2 separate regions of the Mus musculus genome follow, and region 2 is linked to region 1. Evidence: chromatin loops called from intact Hi-C (ENCODE). Cell type or tissue: left cerebral cortex. All regions are shown on one strand. Links, peaks and the distances in the headings refer to the core of each region. The heading gives the core; the rest is flanking DNA.

Region 1 (8,335 bases), core at 31-8,030:
ATCTCTGAGTTCGAGGCCAGCCTGGTCTGCAGAGGAACACAAAGGACAGCCAAGGCCACACAGAGAAATCTTATGTAGAAAAGACTATAACCAAAATCAAACAAAAACAAAATGAACAGCGGCAACCAAAACTCCCCACAAGAACATGACGGAAGTATGGAAATCAATGTTCATTGTGGAGAGGGGTGGCTCACTCACGGATAGATCTAGAAGAGGGTGGAGGAAGGAAGGGGGAAGGGGATGAAGGGATTTCTCAACACATGCCTACAGTCACCTTCAGAAGCAGGAGAGAAAACTTGGAAAGAAACACAGATGCATCTTTGTGTGAGGAGGAGGGGGAAGCTATGCACACACAGAGCAGGAGACAGAGGTGAGGAGGAGGGGAAGCTATGCACACACAGAGCAGGAGACAGAGGTGAGGAGGAGGGGGAAGCTTTGCACACACAGAGCAGGAGACAGAGGTGAGGAGGAGGAGGAGGGGGAAGCTATGCACACACAGAGCAGGAGACAGAGGTGAGGAGGAGGGGGAAGCTATGAACACACAGAGCAGGAGACAGAGGTGAGGAGGAGGGGGAAGCTTTGCACACACAGAGCAGGAGACAGAGGTGAGGAGGAGGGGGAAGCTTTGCACACACAGAGCAGGAGACAGAGGTGAGGAGGAGGGGGAAGCTTTGCACACACAGAGCAGGAGACAGAGGTGAGGAGGAGGGGGAAGCTATGCACACACAGAGCAGGAGACAGAGGTGAGGAGGAGGGGAAGCTATGCACACACAGAGCAGGAGACAGAGGTGAGAGGAGGAGGGGGAAGCTATGCACACACAGAGCAGGAGACAGAGGTGAGGAGGAGGAGGGGAAGCTATGCACACACAGAGCAGGAGACAGAGGTGTGAGGAGGAGGGGAAGCTATGCACACACAGAGCAGGAGACAGAGGTGAGGAGGAGGGGGAAGCTTTGCACACACAGAGCAGGAGACAGAGGTGAGGAGGAGGGGGAAGCTATGCACACACAGAGCAGGAGACAGAGGTGAGGAGGAGGGGAAGCTATGCACACACAGAGCAGGAGACAGAGGTGAGAGGAGGAGGGGGAAGCTATGCACACACAGAGCAGGAGACAGAGGTGAGGAGGAGGAGGGGAAGCTATGCACACACAGAGCAGGAGACAGAGGTGTGAGGAGGAGGGAAAGCTATGCACACACAGAGCAGGAGACAGAGGCAGAAAGAGCTGAGACTGGGGATGTGGCCTGCAGAACCCCAGGAGGAATTCAAGTGACTGCAGCTAAGGAAACGCTTGTGGTGGACATTAATCTCTAGTTACGTATTCAGCACCACACAGCTCCTGTGGAGAAAATGGAGGGCAATTATCTGATTTTACTTCCATGAAGGATAAGGGGTAGCACTAAGAAAAGAACTGTGATGGAGCAGACTGACCAGAATCACACTGTGGAGAGAAAGGAGGACGGAACACATTGGCATGACAGAAGGCTAAGCATCTTTATAAATGATCCAAAAGCCAGTGGAATAACAAAACAGGAAGCTTTGCAGAAACAGTCACCTAGATATAGCTGGGGACTCCTGGTCTAGTATTAGCCTATGGGATATCTTAAAAATAGATACAGTCTTTAAGTTTCAAAAGTGCAGTAGAAACAAGTGCTGTCACCGGAGTTTTTTGTCTTAGCCATTCTGATTGTTGTAAGGTAGAATCTCAGGTCATTTTGATTTGCATTTCCCTGATCACTAAGGACTTTGAACATTTCTTTAAGTGCTTCTCCATCATTTGGGATTCCTCTGTTGTGAATTCTCTGTTTAGCTCTATACCTTATTTTGTGGTTGGGTTGTTTGGATTTTTGAAGCTTAGCTTCTTGAGTTCTTTATATATTTTGGATATTAACCCTCTATAGGATGTGGGGTTAGTGAAGTTTTGTCCCACTCTATAGGTTGCTGATTTGTCCTGACTACGTCCTTTGCCTTACAGAAGCTTTCCAGTTTTATGAGGTCCCATTTATCAATTCTGGATCTTAGAGCCTGAGCTCTAAGACATTGTTGGTGGGATTGCCAACTGATACAACTACTCTGGAAATCAATCTCGAGGATCCTCAGAAGTTTGGAAATAGATCAACCACAAAGACCCAGCTATACCACTCTTGGAATATACCCAAAAGATGCCCCACCATACCACAAATCCACTGTGTTCATAGAGGTCTTATCTGTGAAAGCCAGAAGCTGGAAACAACCCAGATGTCCCCCAATGGAAAAATGGATACAGAAAATGTGGGTCATTTACATAATGGGATAGTATTTAGCTATTAAGAATGAGGACATCATGAGTTTTGCAGGCAAATGGGTGCAACTAGAAAATATCCTGAGTGAGGTAACTCAGACACAAAAAGAGTAAAAGGCATGTGCCACCATAATCTGAGTGTATTTTAGTTCTTAGACAGGGTTTCACTGGGTAGTCCTCGGTGGTCTCTTCTCACAGACATGCAGCTGGCTGTACCTCCCCATCGCTGGGATAAAAGCCATTGCTACCACGCCCAGCCATGTTTACTATCACTTGATGTCTTGGCCTCTTTATTATCACTGGCAATGTTCTTTGCCCCCAAATCTGCCTCCATTTTATAATCGACTTGAGTTTTCTTTTGATTATGTAAAGATGGTCACTTTGAATCTGCTAGAGTATTTATCTTTAACATATTTTCTGAAGTTAACAGATAGCTGGGTCTGACCTCTTTTCAAATCTAATGTGACAAACCTGTACTTTAGCTTTTAGACCGATTACAGTACTTTCAATGCGACTAGTTTTATTATGAGGATCGTCTAGCCTGTCTAACAGACACAGTACGGTTGTTGCATAGCATGTGGTCCTCAGTCACATTTTCTATCTAGAGCATCCCTGCCTTTTTAAGGGCGAGAAAATCAGTTCCCCGCAGAACCGGAAGTAACTTTTACTCAAAGGAGGGCGCCTCCCCTTTAAGCGCGCACCCCCGTGGGAACTCCCACAAACCACTGGGCTCCGCTCGCAGATCTGGCATCCCCGCCCCCAAGAGCCGGGCTTCACGGGGGCTTTGCTGGTGATAACTGCATTTTTTAGGGTCACCACGCCGAAACTAGCGCATAGGCTTTTGGTGTTCTGGTGCCGCTAATGCGGAAGGTCCGATCTTTGTGGTCGGCGGAAGAAATTTCAGGTTGGCTTCGGTCTCCATGGAGTAAGGCCTGAGGCAGCCGGCTGGGAGTGGGCGTGTGCGGACGGTCGTATAGGGTCGCTGTTTGTTGATGTGATAGTGTGTGTGTGTGTGTGTGTCCACACCTTGATCTCTCTGCATTATCTGGGGCTCTGTGCGCGTCGCTTTCTGCTCCAACTTTCCCTCGCGACCACAGGAACCAAAGCAGAGGACTAAGTTTCAGTAAGGAGAGGTCAGGCTAGGTACAGACTTGAGCTTGGGAGGAGCATTTGGGGCTGAAAGTGCCACCGAGGGTGACCTAGGAGGGTGGTTACTTGTTGAATTCCATGACTTTCTCAGAGCCCTAGCTGTGTGAGTGTTGAGGGAACTGAAGGAAAGTGCTCAGTGCGGATGCTGCCAGAGCATGATGGGGATCTCATCCTTGCGCAGGCTCCCCGCGAAGGCCATCAGTCAAAAGGAGGGCTTGAGAAGGATGGGATCATTATTGCTGCCCATCTAAGAGTCAAGGATGAGTGTACTCTTCTTTTCTGTTTGAGAAATGAGTTTTCAATTTTATAATATGGAATTGTCAGTAAATGCAGGTAGGTGAACGTACACATTCATACCTCCACCGCTGTGGCCCTTACGTTGTCCCTGCCCTTAGGTCCTGGTGTTCACATGACCATTTCAATTACCCTTGACTTTTTCTCCCTAAATCACTTCCTTTCCCCACATTATAGACAGTGCTCATCTTGGGTTCATTGTCTGCAGGGTATGGCAGGACAAGGGAGTGTTAGAAAGAATGCAAATACTGGTTGTATATTTAAGGAAATGACTCATAAGCTCTAGTCTGTACAGTGTACATTTTAATCTCAGCATTTTGGGAGGCAGAAGCAGGAGGATCATTGTAAATTAAGGATCAGTTTGATCCACATAGCAAGTTCCAGGAGGGGTGTGCTACAAAATGAGAACCTGTTTCAAAACAAGGAGAAAACGAAATGAAGGTAATAATGAAGAGCAGAATTTTAAAATTTGTATTGTGTTCAGTGTGATAATTTTACAGAGCACAAGGTGGTCCTCACAGAGCCCAAGGCAGGACAGTTGTGTCAGCCCTGCGGAGGTTGAGAAACTCAGTTCTAGGATCAAAAGACCTAGGACACCCAGAACAAACTTAGCATTATTTTGTTCAAAATCTCCCATAATATGGAAAGAGGGAAACATATACTCACCTCCTGTGACAGGATGTTTTACAGCTAATTATCTTCATAAAGGATCATGGCTTGAGACAACATAAGTGTTATCATAGATGAGGGAAGGTTCTCAGGAGAGTGGTCCATGGTGCACAGTCCCATTCACTAACAGTGGGCACAGAATGCTGGACGCTGCCTGAGCATCACAGCTGCAGCCCCTCCAGCCTCGCTGTGCTTCAGCCCTGAGTTTACACAGGAGGGGCCACCTGGATGCTGTGAGCCCCTGTGAGCCTTGATAGGTGGGGTTCCAGTAGGAAGATCTGAGATCTGCGCACAGTAGGAGGAGCGGCCCAGGTGCAGGGCGAGCTGGAGCTCAGGGTGGAAGATGGATCCCTTCTGCTGGCCTCTTCTGGAGGAGTTCAAGGCAGATATGTTTGTGCCCTGCACTCCCACACTGCCCCCTTGGCCGTGGGTTGTCTGGGTTAGGAGGTGATCAGCTTTGTGTAGACTCCTGTGTGCTTCCAATTTGTGTGTGGGAGGCTGTGAGCGGTGGGAGGGGAGAGAGTGAGTGGGGAGGCTTGAGAAATAAGTGTAGTCGATGACATCACAGTGACAGAAGTCAGCCTGGGAACATCAAGTCACAATGCAGTGAATGGCTTTCTTTTTGTCCCCCAGGGGAGGAAGCCTGAAGAAGAATGGCCAGCTCTAGTTCCCAAGACATGGTCTGTGTAAGTTGTTTTTCTCTCTTGGACATAGAGTGACTTCAGGTTAGGTGACTCCTGCCCTCTTTCCCTCTTGAAGCTTCCCAAGGATCCGGATTCCCCCAGCCCAGTCTGCCCCTTTCCAGTGAGGGCTGGCAGGTCTGAGCACTTCCTGTCTGTGCTTCTTCCCAGCGTGCACTGCGGTTGTCTTTGAATGCATTTCTCCACGTGTGCTCTCTGCTTGGTCTGTGCTCAGGGAGGACTGTCCCTGCAGTGGAGGTGTCAGTCCCACAGGGAAACAGGGGCCTTGGGGGCTTCAGAGCTTTGAGGGGATGGTCTCATTGAGTGCCCTGGGAAACCTGATTGACATCTGTGGTGTTGTCAGCCTGGTGATGAATTGTTGGAGAGTTTCCCCTATGCATGGGTGTGAGGAGATGACTTCCCCGAGGAAGCCTTAGGGGAGAGTCCAGGTGTCAGAGGGAAAGGTCATCCAGGCTGTGATAGGGAGGTGACTGCAGTCTCCAGAGTCAAGAAGGACCTGAGACACATTGTTTCTTGGAAGGTTTTGTTTTCATTCATGGAAAGAAAGAAAGAAAGAAAGAAAGAAAGAAAGAAAGAAAGAAAGAGGTTAAGCCTAACATGTACATAATATGTACTTATACTTAGTAAGTTTATGGCCTCTTGCATAGTGTATAAAATCATTCTTATGACAACAAATGTTAATGACATCATGTGATAGTATGATAAACTCAAGGACTCACAGCATTCCTTATGTGTTTTACCCTGACCCCAGGTGACATTTCCCTTCTGTGGGTATAGCCTGAGGGATGTGGGTGGAGTGGAGAGGCACAGGTATTGGCTATGTAGGTGGGCACAGTCGTCGTTTATGGGGGGCTCATGCAGTCAGGTGCCTTGAGCATTTCCTTATGGCTCCCTTCCCACGCTTGAGTCCTTTCCCTCCTGGTTTCCATCTTGAAAGCTTCCCCAGTTTCACTCTCCTTGTGTTTGCTCTTTCAGGGGTCAGTGACATTTAGGGATGTGGCTGTTGACTTCTCTCAGGAGGAGTGGGCCTGCCTGGATGCTACTCAGAAGGTCTTATACAGGGACATGATGTTGGAGACCTACAGCAACCTGGTCTCAGTGGGTAAGCCTGTGCCCCATGGATGGGGGATGTGTCCTCTACACTGTGGGCTTTCCTCACTCTGAATTAAAGGACAGTGCCATCTTTCCAGTGGTAGCTGAAGCTGGGATGGAGGCCGATTCCTGTCATTGCTTCTCTGAGAAGGCTGAGGCAGGAAGATTGCTGTGAGTGCAACATCACCCTCAGATACATCCTGAGTTCCAGGCTAGCCTAGTCTACAGGGTGAGGCCTTGTTTCAAACAAAATAAAACAAAACAAAATCAACATATAAATGAAATAAGCAGATGAATCCATAAATAGAATTAGGGGCTAGAGAAATAGCTTGGTTGTTAAGAGAACCAGCTGTACTTGGGGAGGATCCAGGCTCAATTCCCAGCAGCACAAGGTGGCTCACAACCCTGTGTACTTCCAGTTCCAGGGGATAGGATGTCCTCTTCTGGCTTTCACTATGCACATTTGTGGTGTTCAGTTATACATGCAGAAATATCCTCACAAACACATAAAATAATTTTTATCAATAAAATTTTAAAAGAGGGAGCTGAGTTCCTTCGTTTTAACCATAGGAAGAATGTGAGATTTAATGGATTGAAAATAGGACCTCATAGAGCCTGCTTGCCCACCCCTTGTTGGTCCTCTCAGTGAGCTCTAGGTTCAGTGAGAGACCCTGTCTCAGATACAGACGTAGAGAAAAATGAACGAAAAGACACCCAACACACTGTTCTCTACTGTATACGTGCATGCATGCATACCTACACACACCCTCATGGACACATACACACCCTGGACATGCAGAACTAAATACGAGAGCCATTATGGTTTACTTAGTAATGAATCAGTAGAGTTGACTCAGAGCAGAAGTGGACACATTCTGTTTCCTTCAGTACCACCTCCTTTACCTGCTTTGTAGTGGATTTTTAGAGTGTGAAGTTTGTCTCTCTCAGTGAGCAAATCTGTAAGGATGAGGCGTGAATGTGAAGGAAGGCAGCATAAGTAATAATGAAAGCAATTTCCATGGCTGAGGAAGTAACTCAGTCATGTTAACCCTTTCCCAGCATGCTTAAAACCCTGGTTCCATCCCTAGCATTACTGAATAAGTAAATAAATGCAAGTTCAAAAATAATGATTTTGTTTTAGTATAAGTCAATCTTTAAAGTATTTGAATATAGCATTTAATCTTAGTAAAGCCCTATCCAGTTAATAGCATTACCTCAATCTATGTTATTTTCTATTATTATTATTATTATTATTATTATTATTGTTATTATTATTATTATTATTATTACTATTACTACATCTTTTTTCAAGACACATCTTCTATAGTGCATGCTAGCTATGGACTAGCTATGCAACTAAATCCAGCCTTGAACTTCACATCTCCTTGCCTACGTCCTTCAAGAGTGTGACTATGTGTGTGTGTGCCACCATGCCCAGTTATTATTGGGAAAATTAAGCATAGAACATTATGGCTGTTGCCTAAATAAGTACTATCATTAGTGAGGTGCAGAGTAGAGTTTTACATTAGACAGCATAGCTGTGATGGGTTGAATATGCTTGGTCCATAGTGAGTTATACTGTTAGGAGGTGTGACCTTATTGGGGGAAGTATGTCACTGGGGGGGGGGGGGGCGGGTGGCGACCCTCTTCCTAGCCACATGTGAGCCAGTCTTTTCCTGTCTGCCTTCGGATCAAGATATAGAACTCTCAGCTCCTTCAGAGCCATGCCTACCTGGATCCTGCCATGCTTCCTGCCATGATGATAATGGACTGAACCTTTGAACCTGTAAGCCAGCCCCAATTAAATATTGTTAAAAGAGTTGCCTTGGTCATGGTGTCTCTTCACAACAATGGAAGCCTTAACTAAGAAGACAGATGTTGGTACCAGAGACTGGGGTATTGCTGAGATAGACCTGGTCATGTTTTTGTTTGGAGAAATGTGGGTTTGAGAACTTTGGACTAGGGAAGCAGCGGAATGCTTCAAGTGGGGCTTAATGGACCATCCTAGTAGGAGTATGGAAGACATTGGTGCTGTGGTGATTTGAACTGTGCAGACTTGGTCGAAGAGGTTTAGGTGGAGAAAAATGTTAGCATATGGCCTAGAGACTGTTTTTGTGATATTTCGGTAAAGAATGTGGCTGCTTTTTGCCAGC
Region 2 (8,335 bases), core at 162-8,161, 90 kb after region 1:
CAGCGTCCAGCATTCTGTGCCCACTGTTAGTGAATGGGACTGTGCACCATGGACCACTCTCCTGAGAACCTTCCCTCATCTATGATAACACTTATGTTGTCTCAATTAAGCCATGATCCTTTATGAAGATAATTAGCTGTAAAACATCCTGTCACAGGAGGTGAGTTTGATATGTTTCCCTCTTTCCATATTATGTGAGATTTTGAACAAAACATTACTAAATTTGTTCAGGTGTCCTAGGTCTTTTTGATCTTAGAACTGAGTTTCTCAACCTCCGCACGGCTGACACAACTGTTCTGTCTTGGGCTGTGTGAGGACCATCTTGTGCTCTGTACTACACTCAGCAGCACTGACCCTCCACTCACAAGCTCTGGGCAGCACACACAACCCTCAGACCTCCCTAAGATGCTGCACCAGGGAGCAGCCATCACCAAATGGGGACCCAGTGCTCCAGCCAACAGGTCTAAGCCTTGGTGCAATCCACTGTGGGGTTGTTTGTTTGTTTTTGAGACGGCCTCTTCTATATCTCAGGCTGACCCTGAACTCCTAAAGCTCCTTCCTCCATCCATGCTGAGATTACAGCCATGCACCAGCATGGACACCTCTCAAGTACATGTCAGATAATTTTATAAAATTTTACAGTTTTGTCTGCCCACAATATTTACATATAGATTTTCCTTCTTCCGTTATCCTGCCTTTCCTCCTCCCTCTGCGTACACCAGGCTAGCCAGCCTGCCAGGGATTCTCTTGTCTCCACCCCACTTCTTGCCACAGGAGGGCTGGGACTGCAGACATGCACTGCTGCATCTGGCACTGCACTGTTCCATGCTTTCAGGCACTGCACCCACTGAGCATCTCCACCATACACATTTATGCATTCTATGATTATTTATAATATGTATACATTTTATACACTTCCAAGAGATAGTCACACTCTCGCTTTCATTCCAGCATCATTTCCATAGCAGTGATACGGGACCCCACCAACACATGAATGGACCAAGCACATGGAGGATGGGGCTCACACACAGTGAACCATTTACTACAACATGGATGCACACGGAGAATAACACGTGCAATACACTAAAGAGAAAAAAGCAATTGCGGGGGCTGGGGATGGCTCAGGGGCTGAGAGCCACTACGGCTTTTCCAGAGGACAGAGTTCAGTTTCCTGACAGCTACAGTGCCTGGAAGTCCAGCTCCAGGGGATGCTGTACCTGAGGTCTCTGAGGGCACCTGTGCTCATGTACACACAGCTCCCCACACACAATTATGAAGAAAATCAATCAGTCTTTAAATAAAAGACAAACACCCACGACCTCACTCATGCAGAAGCTGAAGCTGTTTTCTCCTAGGAACAGTAAGATGCCGGTTACTGGGGTTTGAGTGGCGGAGGCTGGATGTGCAGCGCCATCGTTGACAGTGGGAGAGCTGGGAAGAAGCCGATCAAGGACTACAAAATGTCAGCCACAGCAGACGCTCAAGAGATACATTGTGAAACACGATGACTACCTAGGAACAGCCTCAGGCTGGAGAGGGGTTCTGAGGAAGGAAGGGGTGTCTGGGAGCAGCAAAATCAAAGAACTCCAAGTCAAACAGCAGGATGAGTCAAAGCCAGCAGCCTGAGCTCTGCCCGAGACAACTCAACAGCATGCTTCCTCTCTGGTCTGTTTCCTGGAGCTTTCCAGATAGCACCTACTCTCTCACTCTCTCTCTCTCTTCTGCTTGAGACAGCTCTCCAAGAAGTTCTCTCTTGCTGTTCTAGAAAATTTCTCTGGATAACTCATCTCTTGCAGATCAAAACCTTGTCTTTTATTTTACACATCAATCCAGTCATTTACTCCAGGTTCCCTTTGGACTAGCCAATGAATCAGCATCAAGTGGAACCCACCCCCCCAACCCTGCCCCTTAATTCTTAGGAGACTGCAAACACAAACAACCTTCTTTTTAGAGTTGCAAAAGAATTCAGAGATCTGCCTGCCGCAGTTACACAAAAGATAAACTAACAGGGTGGGACCCTGTACGGAAATTACCATTTATACCACTCGTGGGCCTAAATTAAAGAGTCCCCGGCTGACCTTGAGCTCAGGAATCCATCTGCCCTTTAATGCACAAACAAAAACCATAGCGGGGTGGGATCTCCTACAATTGCCACTCCCTAATCCCCGTTACCTCCTCCCTTAGTGGTTTCCTGACAAGTTGGCTCCTACTGTAGCTGCCTTGGCTCTTCCTGAAGCCCCCTCATATAATTCATACCGCATCCTCATTATTTGAGAAATTATTTGTTTTTGAATCCATGTTTTTAGAGTTCTTTCCCACAGCCTTAAGTGCTGTTCTGAAGGTCCCATTTTGTGGAGACATTAGCCACACCTTGACTCATGCTGTCTTTGATTATCACGGAGACATTATCATTAAGAGGGGGGGACTTTCCTTAAAAGAGGGAATGTACATGATTATACAAACCAGCCTTAGGTCCGGAGCAGCCATCCACGCTTGTGGCCCACATCCCCTGGCCCTGTCCCAGCGGCAATAACCAGGTAAGGAACCCAAAATGACCTCACAGAGCAACAACTAAAGCACACCAGGCCCTTAGGATATGGCGGCACTGCGCTAACAGACTTCACCACAGGCATCCTAAGGTTCCTGACAGGCCTGGAGAGCCTGAGGGGACAGAACCAAGACTCCAACGGGATACCACAGATCCACATCCCTATATTTAAACATGGCATTGCTCATCTGCATCTGGCCAACATTACCCATTTTACACACACACACACACACACACACACACACACACACACAAAATACCTAGTCCTCAAGGATGCCAAATTCAGTGCTATTACTTTCCCACTCCCCAAATCCTCCCTGGTGACCAGACCATCTATCGCCTACATTCTTCCCTTGCTTCGAATGAAGGCCTGTAAAGATCAAAGGCCATCTGAGGTGTGACACCATCAAGATACAAATTGATTTAGTTGAGAGCCCTAACGCTACCCTCTAGAAATTCCTAGTTACAACATCTCAGGAAAAGGTAGAGATTGTGGGAGAAGACGCCACGGATCATTGAAACTAAGTGGAAAGGGCAGGGACAATGTAAGGGACACAATGGTGGAGGTATCAATTCGCCTGTTCCTCCTTCCCTCACTTCCATTCCATATTCTAAAACTAAAACCTCATTTTTCAAACAGAAACAGAAAACTCATTCTTGAATCCACATCCCTCTCCAGCCCTCCTTTGGAATGGCCACCTAGGGAAGCCTGAGTAAGCATGAGATCGCAGACCATATCTGAGAGCATGCTCAATGGCTGCAGCTCTGAGAAAGTCAGGGGACTCAACAAGTACCCTCCCTCCAAGACGACACCCCCGTCCTTAAATTATAGCCCTAAGCTCAAGTCTGAGCCTCGGGGAAAGCTTCCCTTCAGACCCCGCACCTGACCTCCCCTTACTGAAGCTTGGTCCTCTGCTTTAGTCCCTGTGTCCCTGAGAGAAAGCAGGAGCAGACAGCGACAAGCACAGAGACACAGATTATGCAGAGAGCTCAAGGTGTGTATACAGTTAGACTCAAAGACACACACACACACACACACACACACCATACAGCCACCCCACCGCCTGTACACACCCCTCCCAGCCCGCTGGCTCCGGTCTTACTCTGGGGAGACATAAACCAAAAGCCTATGCGCTACTTCCGGCGCGGTGGTCCCGGAAAACACAGTTGTCACAAGCAAAGCCCTGGAGAAGCCTGGAGCGTCCCGGAGATCCCGGCGTGCAACTCGGGCCAGCCCATCAGAAAACCGAGTCCAGTGGCTTGTGGGAGTGCCCACGTGGGTGCGCGCTTAAAGGGGAGGCGCCCTCCTTTGAGCAAAAGGTACTTCCGGTTCTCCGCGTAACTGATTTTCTTTCTCCTGTAGAGAAGACGGAGGAGTCTGAATTCCCTGCTTTAGATAGAAAATGTGACTGAGGACCGTATCGCTATGTACCAACAGAACTGTGTCCGTTAGGCAGGCTAGACGAGCCTCTTAATAAAACTAATCGCATTAAAAGTACTGTAAATCGTCTAAACGCCAAAATTTGCCACATTTAGATTTGAAAAGTCAGACCCAGCTATGTGTTAACTACAGAAAATATATTAAAGATAAATACTCTAGCAGATTCAAAGTAACCATCTTCGCATGATCAAAAGAAAACTCAGGTCGATTATAAAATGGAGGTAGATTAATAAAGAGGCCAAGTCATCAAGTGACAGTAAACATGGGCGTGGTAGCAATGGCTTTTATCCCAGCGATGGGGAGGCACAGCCAGCTGCATGTCTGTGAGAAGAGACCACCGAGGACTACCCAGTGAAACCCTGTCTAAGAACTAAAATACACTCAGATTATGGTGGCACATGCCTTTAGTCACCGCCCTAAGGAGGCAGAGGAGGTGTCTGAAAAAAATTAATTAAAAATAAACTCAGAATACACTCCTACTGTCTTGAAAGGACTAAATAAACTAAAATTCAGAGGATACCCCAAATGTCTCAAACAAATAAGTACATAAATACATAAACAAAATTAACTCAGAGTATACTCAAATAGCACACCTTTAAACATGAAGAGGGGGGAAGTCCCGCTAGAACAATAGGGAATGATAGCAAAATCAATCAACACATTCAAATGTTGTCAATTTAAAAAACTGATAGAACAACACCCTCCAAGAGCAACAGAGCATAGCTGATTTGGACAGCATCTCAACTCTGAGTGAAGTCAATAAAAATGGAGACACTTAAGCTCTAATGACACGAGGGGATCTGGAAAGGGAACTGTTCCTGTACGCTCACCTGTGGGAGAAACGCTCATTACCTGAAGATGTTGCTGTGGAAAGCTTTCTCTTTTATCCTTTTTTCTTGGCGGGGCATCTATTACTTCATATATTTTGTATTGCACTTTTAAATATTAAAGACTCCATCTATTTTGAGTTATCCCACGAGCAGATTACTGAGGTAGGCAAGGAGTCTCCAGACAGACCCAAGTGACTGCTTCTGCAAAGCTTGGGTTTTGTTTCACCGGCTTTTGGATCATTTATAAAGATGCTTAGCCTTCTGTCATCCAATGTGTTCCGTCCTCCTTTCTCTCCACAGTGTGATTCTGGTCGGTCTGCTCCATCTTTCCTGTGTCACAGTTCTTTTCTTAGTGCTACCCCTTATCCTTCATGGAAGTAAAATCAGTTAATTGCCCTCTGTTTTCTCCACAGGAGCCATGGGGCGCTGAATACGTAACTAGAGATTAATGTCCACCATAAGTGTTTCCTTAGCTACAGTCACTTGAATTCTTCCTGGGGTGCTGCAGGCCACATCCCCAGTCTCAGCTCTCAGCTCTTTCTGCCTCTGTCTCCTGCTCTGTGTGTGCATAGCTTCTCCCTCCTCCTCCTCACACAAAGATGCATCTGTGTTTCTTTTCAAGTTTTCTCCTCTCCTGCTTCTGAAGGTGACTGTAGGCATGTGTTGAGAAATCCCTGCATTCCCTTCCCCCTTCCTGATGGACCCTCACTTCACACCCATCCTCTTCTCTTCCACATCTATCCTGTGAGTGAGCCGCCCCTCTCCACAATGAGCACTGATTTCCATACTCTATCATGTTCTTATGTGGGGTTTTGGTTGTTGCTGCTTAGGTTTTGCTTTTGGTTGATTGGGCTTGGTTTTTGTTTTGTTTTGCTTTTTGTTTGTTTGGGTTTTTTTTTTTTTTTTGACACAAGGTTTACTCTGTGTGGCCTTGGCCGTCCTAAAACTTTCCCTGTAGATCAAGCTGGCCTTGAACTCAGATCTGCCTGCCTCTGCCTCCCAAGTGCTAGAATTAAGGTGTGCACCACCATCTGGCTGAATGTTAGGTTTAGAATAATGTCACACCCCCATAGACTCATGTGAAGTGGCATTATTGGGGGTATGTCCTGAGCAGAGTATTTGTGGCTTTGAGGGAGGAAGTGTGTCACATGGGGGTGAACTTGGAAGTTTCAGGAGCTCAAGCAAGACCCTGTGTTTCTCTATCTTCCTGATGTCTTAGGTCCAGATATACAACTTTCAACTACCTCTGCAGTGCCTTGACTGTCTGCACACTGCCATGATTGCCCCCATAATGATGATGGACTAAACCTCCTACCTGTAAGCCAGCCTCGGTTAAATATTTTTCATTATAAGACTTGCTGTGGTCATGGTGTCTCTTCACAGCAGTATAAAACCCTAAGTAAGAGAGATCTCAGTCTAATTGAGTGCACCTATAGTAATCAATGAACCTGGGCAGCTGCCTTTCGTTCCCATCTATGCCGAAATCTCTTTAAATCCCATGAGGCTCTGGGTGGCCTGTGACAATGCCACTTACTGAGGGAGAGCTTGTTCATTCCCTTCTTCATCTTCTTTTCTTCTAGTTATCATGTGAGTGTAGTGTGCCTGTCTACATGTGTGTGGGAAGTGGTGTACATGCAGATGCATACAAGTGAATAAGGCTTTATGACCTATAGGACAGAAACTAAAATACCAAAACAACACAAAATGAAGCAAAAGGTCCACACAAATACCACTGAGTTTATTTTGTGTTAGCCAATTATTTCTGGGCATGTGGCCTGTCCTCGGGTATGGTGGATATACCCAGTGAGGCTGCATTGGAGAAAACTGTATTCTCTGCAAGTTCTTCCTTATACGCAATGAAAGAACAACCTATTTAGCTGGATATGGAAGAACCTGCAATCCCAGCATCCCAGAGCTGGAAAGAGTGAGGCAAGAGAGCCAGGAGTTCAAGATCAGCCTGAGCTACAGGATGAGACCTGTCTTGCAAAGCAAGCAAGCAAGCAAGCAAGCAAGCAAGCAAGCAAGCAAGCAAGCAACATAGAAAGTTAGAAAGAGGAAAAAGAAAAGTGGGGCTGCAGACTGGATCAGCATTTGAGAGTGAGCACTGCTCTTATATAGGACCCCAGTTTGGTTCCTAGCACTCATACTGAAAGGCTCTCAACTGCCTGTCACTTCATCTCCTGGAGATCCAGTGTCATCTTTTGGAATCTGTAAGCACCCACACTCATGGAGGCATTTCCTCACTGAGGCTCCTTTCTCTGTGAGCACTCTAGCTTGTGTTACATTGGCACACAAAAGCCGCTGGTACAGGCTGTGAGAAGAACAAGTGACTTTAAGAATATCTCTAGCTGTCTCAAAAAAAAAAAAAAAAAAAACCAAAAGAAAAAAACAAAAACAAAAAACAACCAACCAAACAAAACCAGCCATCTTGGGCTGGTGAGATGGCTCAATGACTAAAAGCACTGGCTGCTCTTCCAGAGGTCATGAGTTCAATTCCCAGCAAACACATGGTGGTTCACAACCATTTTTAAGGGGGATCAGATGCCCTCTTCAGGCAGGCAGATATATATGCAGCAAAGAACATTAAATAAAATTTTAAAAAATCAGTCATCTTTAGGATCTTTAATGTGATGGGTTCTTTATCATAGACTGTGCACTCATCAATGTAAAAGGAGAGTTGAGGAGATCTTTACCCACCCAAATTCAGTTAATGAGAGGCAGAGCTAGCTTCTGAATAAAAGCAATTATGCCCCAAAGCCCAGGATTTCTTCTAGGGAGGCACTAGCATAAGTGATTCATTAACTATAACAATCGTGAGAGTATGTGTATGTATGTATGTGTGAATGTGTGTATATATGTATGTGTGTCTGTGTGTATGTATTATGTATGTATGCATCTGTATATGTATATGTATGTATATACGTATATATGTATGTATGTATATATGTATGTGTGTGTGTGTGTAGGCTTAGGTTTTTATTATGGGTTCTCAAATGCTTTGACCTGCCTTCTAGCCCACTGTCCAAAGGTAGGGGAGAAAAGATGATAAAAAGGACAAGGGGATGTGGACCTGTTTAGAAGTAGTTCTTTGGGGCAATTCCAATCTCCATTGTCACAATACCAGCAGTCCAGTTCAGCAGTGTCAGGACACCAAACATGAATCAGCAGTGGTGACATGATGTTGCAGAAACCACTAGGCTTCCACCGAATGGGCATGAGTCAGCAAGACTGACCAGGATCAGCCCCAACACCAGGAGAAGTTGTCTGTCATGCCTCTCTTAATGAAGTGAAGTTCAGTGAAGATCATTGAAGACACAAGCCCAAGGAAGCATTACAAAGCTAGGTATGCAAGTGTGCAGTCACTGTCTACTGAGTACCATTTATACCTTCTCCAAACATCACGTGTCCTCCATAAGTTTTGCCTCATCCCGTGTCTTGCCTCAGCACATGGTCAGTCTTAGCAAAACTCCATGTGGGTCTGTATCAGCTGAGTCCTGAAAAGCAGCAAGAAACCAC

The links. Hi-C counts contacts between places; a loop is a spot of excess contacts. Peaks named below come from ENCODE experiments on the same cell type or tissue, not always from the same donor. Only the 100,000 strongest peaks of a DNase experiment are listed, where the experiment ranks them.
Region 2: a loop joins it to region 1, with 9 times the contacts of the local background. A loop is called at or near these places in 14 of 42 quality-filtered maps.

The regions. Positions count from the first base shown.
Region 1 is chr7:27,924,141-27,932,475 of GRCm38, reverse strand. It overlaps Zfp974 (zinc finger protein 974), which reads left to right and starts at 3,018. Exons shown (of 5, transcript NM_001374027.1): 1 at 3,018-3,181; 2 at 5,023-5,075; 3 at 6,066-6,192. The coding sequence starts at 5,043. It overlaps Gm26891 (a long non-coding RNA gene), which reads right to left and starts at 6,068. Exons shown (of 2, transcript XR_881914.3): 1 at 4,387-6,068; 2 at 4,002-4,129. In left cerebral cortex, for the core only: no CTCF peak of the experiment used is centred there; DNase peaks (open chromatin) are centred at 234, 3,022, 3,569 and 3,769; H3K4me3 peaks cover 1,365 bases; H3K27ac peaks cover 847 bases.
Region 2 is chr7:27,834,026-27,842,360 of GRCm38, reverse strand. Zfp59 (zinc finger protein 59) reads right to left here and starts at 3,777. Exons shown (of 5, transcript NM_011762.3): 1 at 3,652-3,777. In left cerebral cortex, for the core only: no CTCF peak of the experiment used is centred there; DNase peaks (open chromatin) are centred at 3,806 and 4,283; H3K4me3 peaks cover 1,558 bases; H3K27ac peaks cover 884 bases.